Linked DNA regions of Homo sapiens: all the other regions are linked to region 1. Evidence: chromatin contacts called from ENCODE Hi-C or POLR2A ChIA-PET data. All regions are on one chromosome and are shown on one strand. Each heading gives the region's core, a stretch centred on a gene start or an enhancer-like site at or near the end of the contact. The rest is flanking DNA. Distances are from core to core; before and after follow the strand shown.

What was found. A loop is a pair of places that touch in the nucleus more often than their neighbours do. ChIA-PET counts read pairs that join two places held with the same protein, here RNA polymerase II (POLR2A). Pooled maps may share reads with other maps.
Region 2: a loop to region 1 is called in a pooled map, with 4 times the contacts of the local background. The contact joins the enhancer-like site here to the promoter of IST1 in region 1. A Hi-C loop is called at or near these places in 2 of 50 pooled maps. POLR2A ChIA-PET finds 5 or more read pairs at or near these places in 2 of 52 experiments (HEK293T and activated CD4-positive, alpha-beta T cell).
Region 3: a loop to region 1 is called in a map of naive thymus-derived CD4-positive, alpha-beta T cell, with 6 times the contacts of the local background. The contact joins the promoter of TERF2IP here to the promoter of IST1 in region 1. A Hi-C loop is called at or near these places in 1 of 168 maps with a recorded cell type or tissue (naive thymus-derived CD4-positive, alpha-beta T cell) and 11 of 50 pooled maps.

What each region holds. Positions count from the first base shown.
Region 1 is chr16:71,894,171-71,896,870 of GRCh38, reverse strand. IST1 (IST1 factor associated with ESCRT-III) reads right to left here and starts at 1,340. Exons shown (of 10, transcript NM_001270975.2): 1 at 1,282-1,340. It also overlaps a transcript of ZNF821 not described here. RefSeq lists enhancers at 1,083-1,272, 1,000-1,565, 1,443-1,952.
Region 2 is chr16:75,010,801-75,013,500 of GRCh38, reverse strand. The region is part of intron 1 of ZNRF1 (zinc and ring finger 1); the gene reads right to left. Among named protein-coding and RNA genes, the nearest start is that of ZNRF1, 13 kb to the right of the region's middle. RefSeq lists enhancers at 1,172-1,261, 1,572-1,681. Within about 2 kb of position 1,425, at least 14 of the 41 ENCODE cell types and tissues checked have a DNase peak (open chromatin) inside an H3K27ac peak, as active enhancers do.
Region 3 is chr16:75,646,467-75,649,166 of GRCh38, reverse strand. TERF2IP (TERF2 interacting protein) reads right to left here and starts at 1,394. Exons shown (of 3, transcript NM_018975.4): 1 at 615-1,394. The coding sequence starts at 1,284. KARS1 (lysyl-tRNA synthetase 1) reads left to right here and starts at 1,502. Exons shown (of 14, transcript NM_005548.3): 1 at 1,502-1,589. The coding sequence starts at 1,528. RefSeq lists enhancers at 1-472, 270-539, 473-1,430, 1,470-1,649 and a silencer at 850-969.

The DNA.
Region 1 (2,700 bases), core at 91-2,590:
TCAGCCTCCTGGACTATAGATGCGGGCCTCCACGCCTGGCTGTTTTTATTTTTGTAGAGAACGGGATTTTGCTATGTTGCCCACGCTGTTCTCCAACTCCCAAGCTCAAGTGATCATCCCACCTAGCCCTCCCCAAGTACTGGGATTACAGGGGTGAGCCACCACATCTGGCCAGTTTTATCTTCTAATGACTATTACCAAGTCCCCCTATCCCAGAAGTTCTGAGGAAGCAAATTTCCCACAAACTATTGGCTTGTAGGTACAAAAGCCAAAAGGCTTCTACTGGGAAAGGAGAGGGAAATATATACATATATATTTCAACTATTATTAAATTAGAAAAATACAGACATAGGAAGGGTATAGATAAAACAAGATTAGGCATGAGTTGATCGTGTTTGAAGCTGGATGAGAGAATTCATTATACTCCTGTCTGCTTGAAATTTTCCATAATAAAAAGTTAAAATATTACACATAATTTTAAAATTCAAGTTTCCCCTAAAGATCTAAGACCAGACTTTAAGTTTACTACGACAGACAGTGTCTTTTGTAATTAACCTACAGCTCCTGGGTCCCGACCCTCCTCAAAGTTTATGCTGTTGAGTTCCAAGAGGTCACCTCCAGCACCCCGGAAGAAGAGCACCGAGAAAAACAAAGAGGAGAGGCGCAAGGATCCTTCCAAGACCTCTCACTACACACGCAGGGATCCGAGAAAGCGGGCAGAGGCCGCTCCTTACTTCAGCGAAAGAAATTGTAATTTTCTCAGGCCAAAGTGGACCCAAGTCCGTTCCCCCAACCCAGGAACAAGCCCAGGAGGCCACCCCGCCCGGTGGAAGCGGCCCGGACTGGAGGGCATCCGCCTCTCGCGGCACTGGAAGCTCTGACCTTCCCGAAGTCTCTCCGGGCCAGAAAAGACGGGGTAGGGGTGTCGCCGAGGAGCCCTCGCCGAGGCCGCGGCGTTTCCGCCCCAAGGAAGACACACCTCGGGGCAGGAAGACTAGGGGAAAGTTAAGGGGCTTCGAGGATCCAGGACCAGAGGCCTCCGACCCGCTCGCGGCCCTGCCACGCCCCCCACCCAGGCCTGGGCAGCCTCCTGCGCCGCGGGCCCTCGAGGGCCTGACCTCCGGTCTGACCCCCACTTCCACTATCCTTCCCTTTCTCCTCAGCTGCCCCCTCCGAAGTCGTTTGAATCCCGGGCCCTAGCGCTAACTAGAGACCGCTAAATCAGGAGCGCAGAGAGAAGAGGAAGACAGAGACCTCTGACGCCGAGGATGCCACACTCACCTAACCGAATCCTGCCGTGAACGCAGCAGACACCGACTTCAGGGTTCACCATCCAAAATGGCGACTCCCTCGGCCTCAGCACAACAAGCGCGGGCGGAGGGATCCACGGGGCCGATATAGCCACGCCCTCCTTTCCAGGGATTGGCTGCGCGATCGCCGCTGCCGGGACCCACGCGCTGACTCGGGGCACCCTCCCTCGGTTTCCTTTGGAGTCGGCGCGGCCGGGGACTACTTCCCGCGGCGGGGGCACGGCAGACGTTGGGGGAAGCGCCACGCCGACTGAGTCAGCTGCTGGGGGCATGCCCTTAATTTCGCTCTGGGCGCGGGGAGGCCAGCCACAGCTGTTGATTCTCGGACTCTGCGCCCACGGCCTCACCGCGCCCAGTGCCTTGGTTCCGGATTCTTCCATAACCGGCTGCCAGTACCGCCTCTCTGACGCCGGGAGTTGCTCCCTAAGATCTGCTGCCGCCTTTCGCTGGACTTTCCCCCTGGGTGGAGCGGCCGAGGGGGTTTCGAAGCCTGCGTATCCCTGACTCTTCACCCAGCGCCTCCGTGTCCCTCTACGGGCTCTAAGCGTTCCCCCGCCCCGCTTTTAAGCCGTCCGGTTGCCCTTTGGACCAGCATCGCTCCGGTCTGTGTGGTATAATTCAGTAGTGTTTCCTCAGCACCACAGTCTCTGGCGATTTCCCTAATTTATCTCGGTATTCAGAGAAAACTTTTTCCTTGGTTACCTTTGTTTTTAACTTGAAAACCATTATCGCTGCTTAAGCCTGGAAGGGACCTTCCCAGCACTTTGAGAGGCGGGGCGGGAGGATCGCTTGAGCCCGGGAGTTGCAGACCAGCCTGGACACCATAGTGAAACCGCATCGCTACAAAAAAAAAAAAAAAAAAGTTAAAAATTAGGGGAGCAGCAGTGAGCACTTGTGGTCTCAGCTACTCGGGAGGCTGAGGCAGGAAGATCGCTTGAGCCCAGAAGGTCGCTGCTGCAGTAAACCGTGATCACGTCACAGCACTCCAGCCTAGGCTACAGAAAAAAAGAAAAAGGGCCGGGTGCGGTGGCTCACGCCTGTAATCTCAACATTTTGGGAGGCCGAGGCAGGTGTATCACCTGAAGTCGGTAATTCGAGACCAGCCTGGCCAACACAGAGGAACCCCGTCTCTACTAAAGAGGAAATTACGCATGGTGGCGCAAGCCTGTAATCCCAGCTACTCCGGAGGCTGAGGCAGGAGAATCGCTTGATTCTCGAGTTACAGTGAGCCGAGATCCGGCGATTGCCCTCCAGCCTGGGCAACAAGAGCGAAACGTCTCAAAAAAAAAAAGGGAAAAAAGAAAAAGGGGCCTCCAGAAGGAAGTCATCTGCTCCCTGCTGTGGAGGCTGCATCTAATGCTTGTACCGGGGCAGTCATATGACAAGTAGG
Region 2 (2,700 bases), core at 176-2,675, 3.1 Mb before region 1:
GTGGCATGCACCTGCAGTCCCAGCTACTCGGGAGGCTGAGGCAGAAGAATCGCTTGAACCCGGGAGGCAGAGGTTGCAGTGAGCTGAGATCACGCCACTGCACTCCAGCCTGGCGACAGAGTGAGACTCCATCTCGGAAAAAAAAAAAAAATTGAATGGACAGAAAAAGTAAGAGTCAGGGCTCCAGGCTGGAACTCATGATAAGACTTACCCTGTGGGCCCTCAAGTAAAGAGACAGAGAAGTAATTCTTACTCCTTTATAAAGGTGATCATCACTTTTCTCTGTGTTCTGAACTCCTTAGGCAAAAGATACTTTATAATTACTTGTATGCTGTCATATGAAAGTGTTGAACCTCTACTATATAACCTAAGAAAAATTGGTCCTTTCTGAACAGAGGTTCCTAATTGCTTTTTCCTTGTTTGAAGGAGTTAAAAGTCATTGTTGAAGGATGTATCTCTAATCCTACAGAACTGATGCCTTCAAGAAAACTCACTCCCACAATTCTCTCTCCTGGTTCCATGCCTGTGCCCTTTATTATGTTTTGCTGGCTCTTATGCATCAAATGCTCACTTCCTGTTTCCCCTTTATTGAGCTCTGGAGACCTGGAACCGGTAACAGGCTTTGAAGAAAAGTACAAAGCCAGGAAAACACAGAAGACAGGCCATGACTCTCCAAAGGAAAGCAAATCTTAACACATTTCTAATAACCGTTCAGCCCTTCCCGTCTGTAGCTTATGTAAGATAGTGGTTCAGACATGAGTCCCGAGAAACTGTAAATAATGAAGTTGAAAACAGCTAAAACTCACGCTAGGTTGGCAGAAAAGTTTAAGACAGGCAACTGAGATTTGATATCATAATTCTGGCTTGTTCTAAGCTCTCAGTATCCCTAAATGTTTCATTTTCACTATGCCACAAGGAGGCTGACTGGGTGGCGTCTCCTCTGGGCGCCACTCTAAATGCTTTAGACCTAAAATCTTAGAAGAGCACAGACGACCTTATATGAATCCACTTTTTGTAAAGTGTGCCATGATCAGTGCCAAGCACCAAGCTGACCATATGGAAAAGGGGGGCACAGACAGTAAGGAAATTCCCCATGACCTCTAGATTCTCATCATTAGGTCCACAGCCATCCTTTAATCCAGAAAGCTGATGTTCTGCCTATAAATGGCTTCTGGCTCTCTAACCCAAGGCCTCCTTCCATCTCATGATCCTTTTACACTACAACGGTGTTTTAATTGAAACTCCAGTCTCACTGGTCATGCTACTGCAGCAATTCACTGAGCACAGGCTTCTCTGTTCTATTCTGCTGTCCTGCACTTTGAATTCAGGGCTTGGTGTCAGCATGGAAAGCACCAGCGTTCTGATATGGCAGCCTTTGGTTATGTTCCCCTCAAGGGATTTATCATCCACAACCTACTCAAATCCCTCCCCCAACAGCTACCAAAAATTCCCCTGGTGAGAAATGCTATTATGAGAAGGGGTGGTGGCTGCTTTATGACTCACACTGTTTCATTAAAAAGATTTTTTTTTCAAACAAATTTTCAGTAGAGGAATCCAAAGGTTTTCCAAAGCCACAGCAAAACAGAACAGCTCATAATACTATTTCTCAAAGGTCTGCCACTTCATAGGAGATTCCTATACCTCAAAAAACTGGAGACATTTAGATTCACTATCCTTTTGTGCTGCCCTTGGCCTCTGGGTTGAGGAAGCAAGTAGGAAATGGATCAATTAAACACAGCCAACATGACTGGGCTCGTCAGATATTAAGATGGATGGCAGCTAGCTTGCAAGTCAGCCCTTATCACAGGTCTTAAGACTTGCTTATAGCTTTCCAGGGCACTGGCTGCAATGGCATGAATGTTTCAGTCATAGCTAACCAGAGTTGAGGAAATCTAATAATATAGGATGTACATGGGTATTTAGGAACACTTGTTATAGCAGCAGGCAGAGCTATAAAAAAGTGTCTTTGGCCAGGCATGGTGGCGTGTGCCCACAGTCCCAGCTACTCAGGAGGCTAGGGTAGGAGGATGTCTTAAGCCCAGGAGTTCATGTCCAGCCTGGGCAACATAGTGAGACCTTGTCTCTGAAAAAAAGTTTGTTTTTAGTTAAAAAATAAAAGTTTCTTCGAAAAGCTGACTTAAATGCTGTTATACTTTTGATATTAAATGGTTACACCATTTAGATCATTTACACAATCTAAATGGACTAGAACAATATTACAGAAAACTAATTTGTTAGGTTGGAATCCCAAGGGCTCCCTCAAATCCTTGTAGGATTCCCAGAATACTCAGGCAGGCAGCAGGATAAAAGAATCTTAATGGCTCTCTCCAAAAAAGGCACCTTCTCCACAGGGAAAAGGTTATTTAAGATGGAAACAAAATGAAAAGATCTCCAAAAAGCTAAGAAGTATGTGCAAAATGACCACGTCAGATGAGGCCTGTGATCTTAGGTTCTCCTACCTCTGTTCCTGAATCCAGGTTAAAGCTTCTCCCAGCTGGGCATGGTGGCTCACGCCTGCAATCCCAGCACTCTGGGAGGCCAAGGTGGGCGGATCACTTGAGGTCAGGAGTTCAAGACCAGCCTGGCCAATTGGCGAAACCCCATCTCTACTAAAAGTACAAAATTAGCCGGCTGTGGTGGCACATGCCTGTAATTCCAGCTACTTGGGAGGCTGAAGCAAGAGAATTGCTTGAGCCCAGG
Region 3 (2,700 bases), core at 145-2,644, 3.8 Mb before region 1:
AGCTGGGTGTGATGGCTCACGCCTGTAATCCCAACACTTTGGGACACCGAGACGGGAGGATCGCTTGAGCCCAAGAGTTCGAGACCTGTCAGGGCAACACAACGAGACCCCCATCTCTACAACAATTTTTTTTTTAATTTAGCGGGACGTGGTGGCGCGGGAGTGTAGTTCCAGCTACTTGGGAGGCTGAAGCCGGAGATTCGCTTGAGCCCAGGAGGTCCAGGATGCAGTAGGTCGTGATCGCGCGGCTGCATCACAGCCTGGGCGACGGAGCGAGCCCCCACTCAAAAATTAAAAAATAAAAACGACGAGAGGCCAGACGTGGTGGCTCACTCCTGTAATCCCAACACTTTGGGTGGCCGAGGCAGGAGGATCGCTTGAGCTCAGGAGTTCAGACCAGCTTAGGTAACAGAGACCCATCGCAAAAAAAGAACAATAATAAACAACAAGGGAGCGAGAAGGCAAGAAAATGGTGCAAATTTACCCGGATGTCAACAGGGGGCGGGGCCAAGCGCTGCTACCGAAGATGCCAAGATGGACGCCAGGCAGCCAGGAGAAAGATCCCAACCCCACCCGCGCAGATATCCGCGAGGCCCCGCGCTCAGCCTCCTCACCCCCGCTATCCGCGGCCTCCGGGTCCTCCTCCGCCTTCCGCTTGAGCTTCTGGGAGGAGGGGCTCACCGGCGCGTCCCCCAGCAGGTACTTATGCTCCTGGCCCCGCAGGTGCTTGAGGTAGCGGTCCTTCAGGGACTGCCACGAGTGCTGCGTGAGCGAGCTCTTCTCCATCGCTTTCCACAAGGCGTTACCGGTGACGGAGCTGGGCGAGCGGGCATTTTCCTTCACGTAGGTAAGGATGGCTACGTCGTCCGCATCCGTGAAGGCGATCCGCCCGGCGTGCCGCTGCGGCTCCGGCTCCGCGGCGCCCTCGGCCAGGGCCCCGGGCTTTGCTTCCGAGCCGGTGTCCGCCGCCGAGGCGGGGCCCAGCCGATAGGCCTCCAGCTCCAGCCTCTCGTTGCGCTCCACGCAGTCCAGGATGTACTGCGTGGAGATGAAATCACCCGAGGCCTCGGCCAGCGCCTCCCCGGGCTGGGCCAGCAGCACGGCCCCGGGCTCCTGCACTCGGCACACGGTGCCGCCGCCGTGCAGGATGAGCGTCGACAGCCGACGCTTGGCCGGGCTGGGCCGCACGTAGAAGGACATGGAGCTGCCGTCGTCCCTCACGAACAGAGTCGAGGAATGGGTGGGCCCGTTGGGGTCTTTGCCCAAATCCATCGCCTCCGCCATGTCTGACGCCGAGCACTACTAGAAGAGCTACCCCCTCGCGAGCGCCTGGCACACAGAGCTCAACTGACTGAGCTGTCACCGCAGACGCCTCTGCCGCGAAGCGCAGCACTGGGCCTGCGCAGCAGCAGCCGCGGCGCATCGAGAGTGCCCGCCCCCTCTCCCCCGGAAGAGGTGGGGCTTCGCACCTTGACCTGGAAATTAACGTACTATCCTCCTTACTTTTGGGTCGGGCCCTCCGGGAAGATGGCGGCCGTGCAGGCGGCCGAGGTGAAAGTGGATGGCAGCGAGCCGAAACTGAGCAAGAAGTGAGTGTCGCTGCGAGTCTTTAAAGCCTTTGCGGTAGGAGAGTCTGGGCTGGGAAGCGCCGCGAGGTTCCCACCAAGGCTGCTGTGCCGGGGCCTTCTTGCCGGCTCTCGTGGGTACGCACATGCTGAGACGTGGTGGCTGCGCCCTGCAGACCACGTACCCCGGGATACCCCGGGCACGCCGGCTCCCCGTTCCCAGCTGGCACCGGCGGGATGCTCCCTATCATACTCCTAGAGTTAAGAGACTGTGGAGGAGGAACTAGGACGAGAACTAAGAGTTATCAGAAAAGAAAAGCGAAACTTCCTGCTTAGCTTCATCCTCCTTTCTGAGAAATGCATTCTTTTGTTGAGCCACTCAGTAAACGTGGAAGTTGGAGAAATGTTAAATACCCTAGCTTTTCAGAAAGACCTTCAAAATTTTCTGGGCCTCACTAAGGTCATTCTGAACGTTATGTATTAAAAGGGATCAGTTCTAAAACTGTCATGCATCTACCCGTATGGGTTATTCAGTAGATACCTGTGAGTATTAAGTGATCAACGTCTAACAGTAGAGACCATCTTAATTCAGCCTGATATCTTTGTTAACCACTCCCAAATCCCTGGAGTATGTAGGTTAACATAGATAAGTCAGGATTAGCCACCCTTTAACTGGCTGTCTTATATTCTCATTAGCGTTCCCCATTTGAACCACAGAACACAGGTAATTGAGTGTTTTATCATTGCTAGGAAGATGGTACATAGTACCATTCCAGAGGCATACGAGAGGGCTTAATCCCCGTGGCGCGCACTTGTTATCCCAGCTACTCGGGAGACTGAGGCAGGAGAATCGCTTTAACCCAGGAGGCGGAGGTTGCAGTGTGCTGAAGTCGTGCCACTGCACTCCAGCCTGGGAGACTTGAGGTAGTGGTCCTTCAGGGACTGCCAGAAGTGCTGCGTGAGCGAGCCCTTCTCCATCGCTTTCCCCAAGGAGTTACTGAGACGGAGCCAGACCCTGAATGAAAAAGAAAAGAGAAATGATGTTTCTTTTTTTTTTTTTTTAAGATGGAGTCTCGCTCTGTCGCCAGGCTGGAGTGCAGTGGCGCGATCTCAGCTCACTGCAACCTTCGCTGCC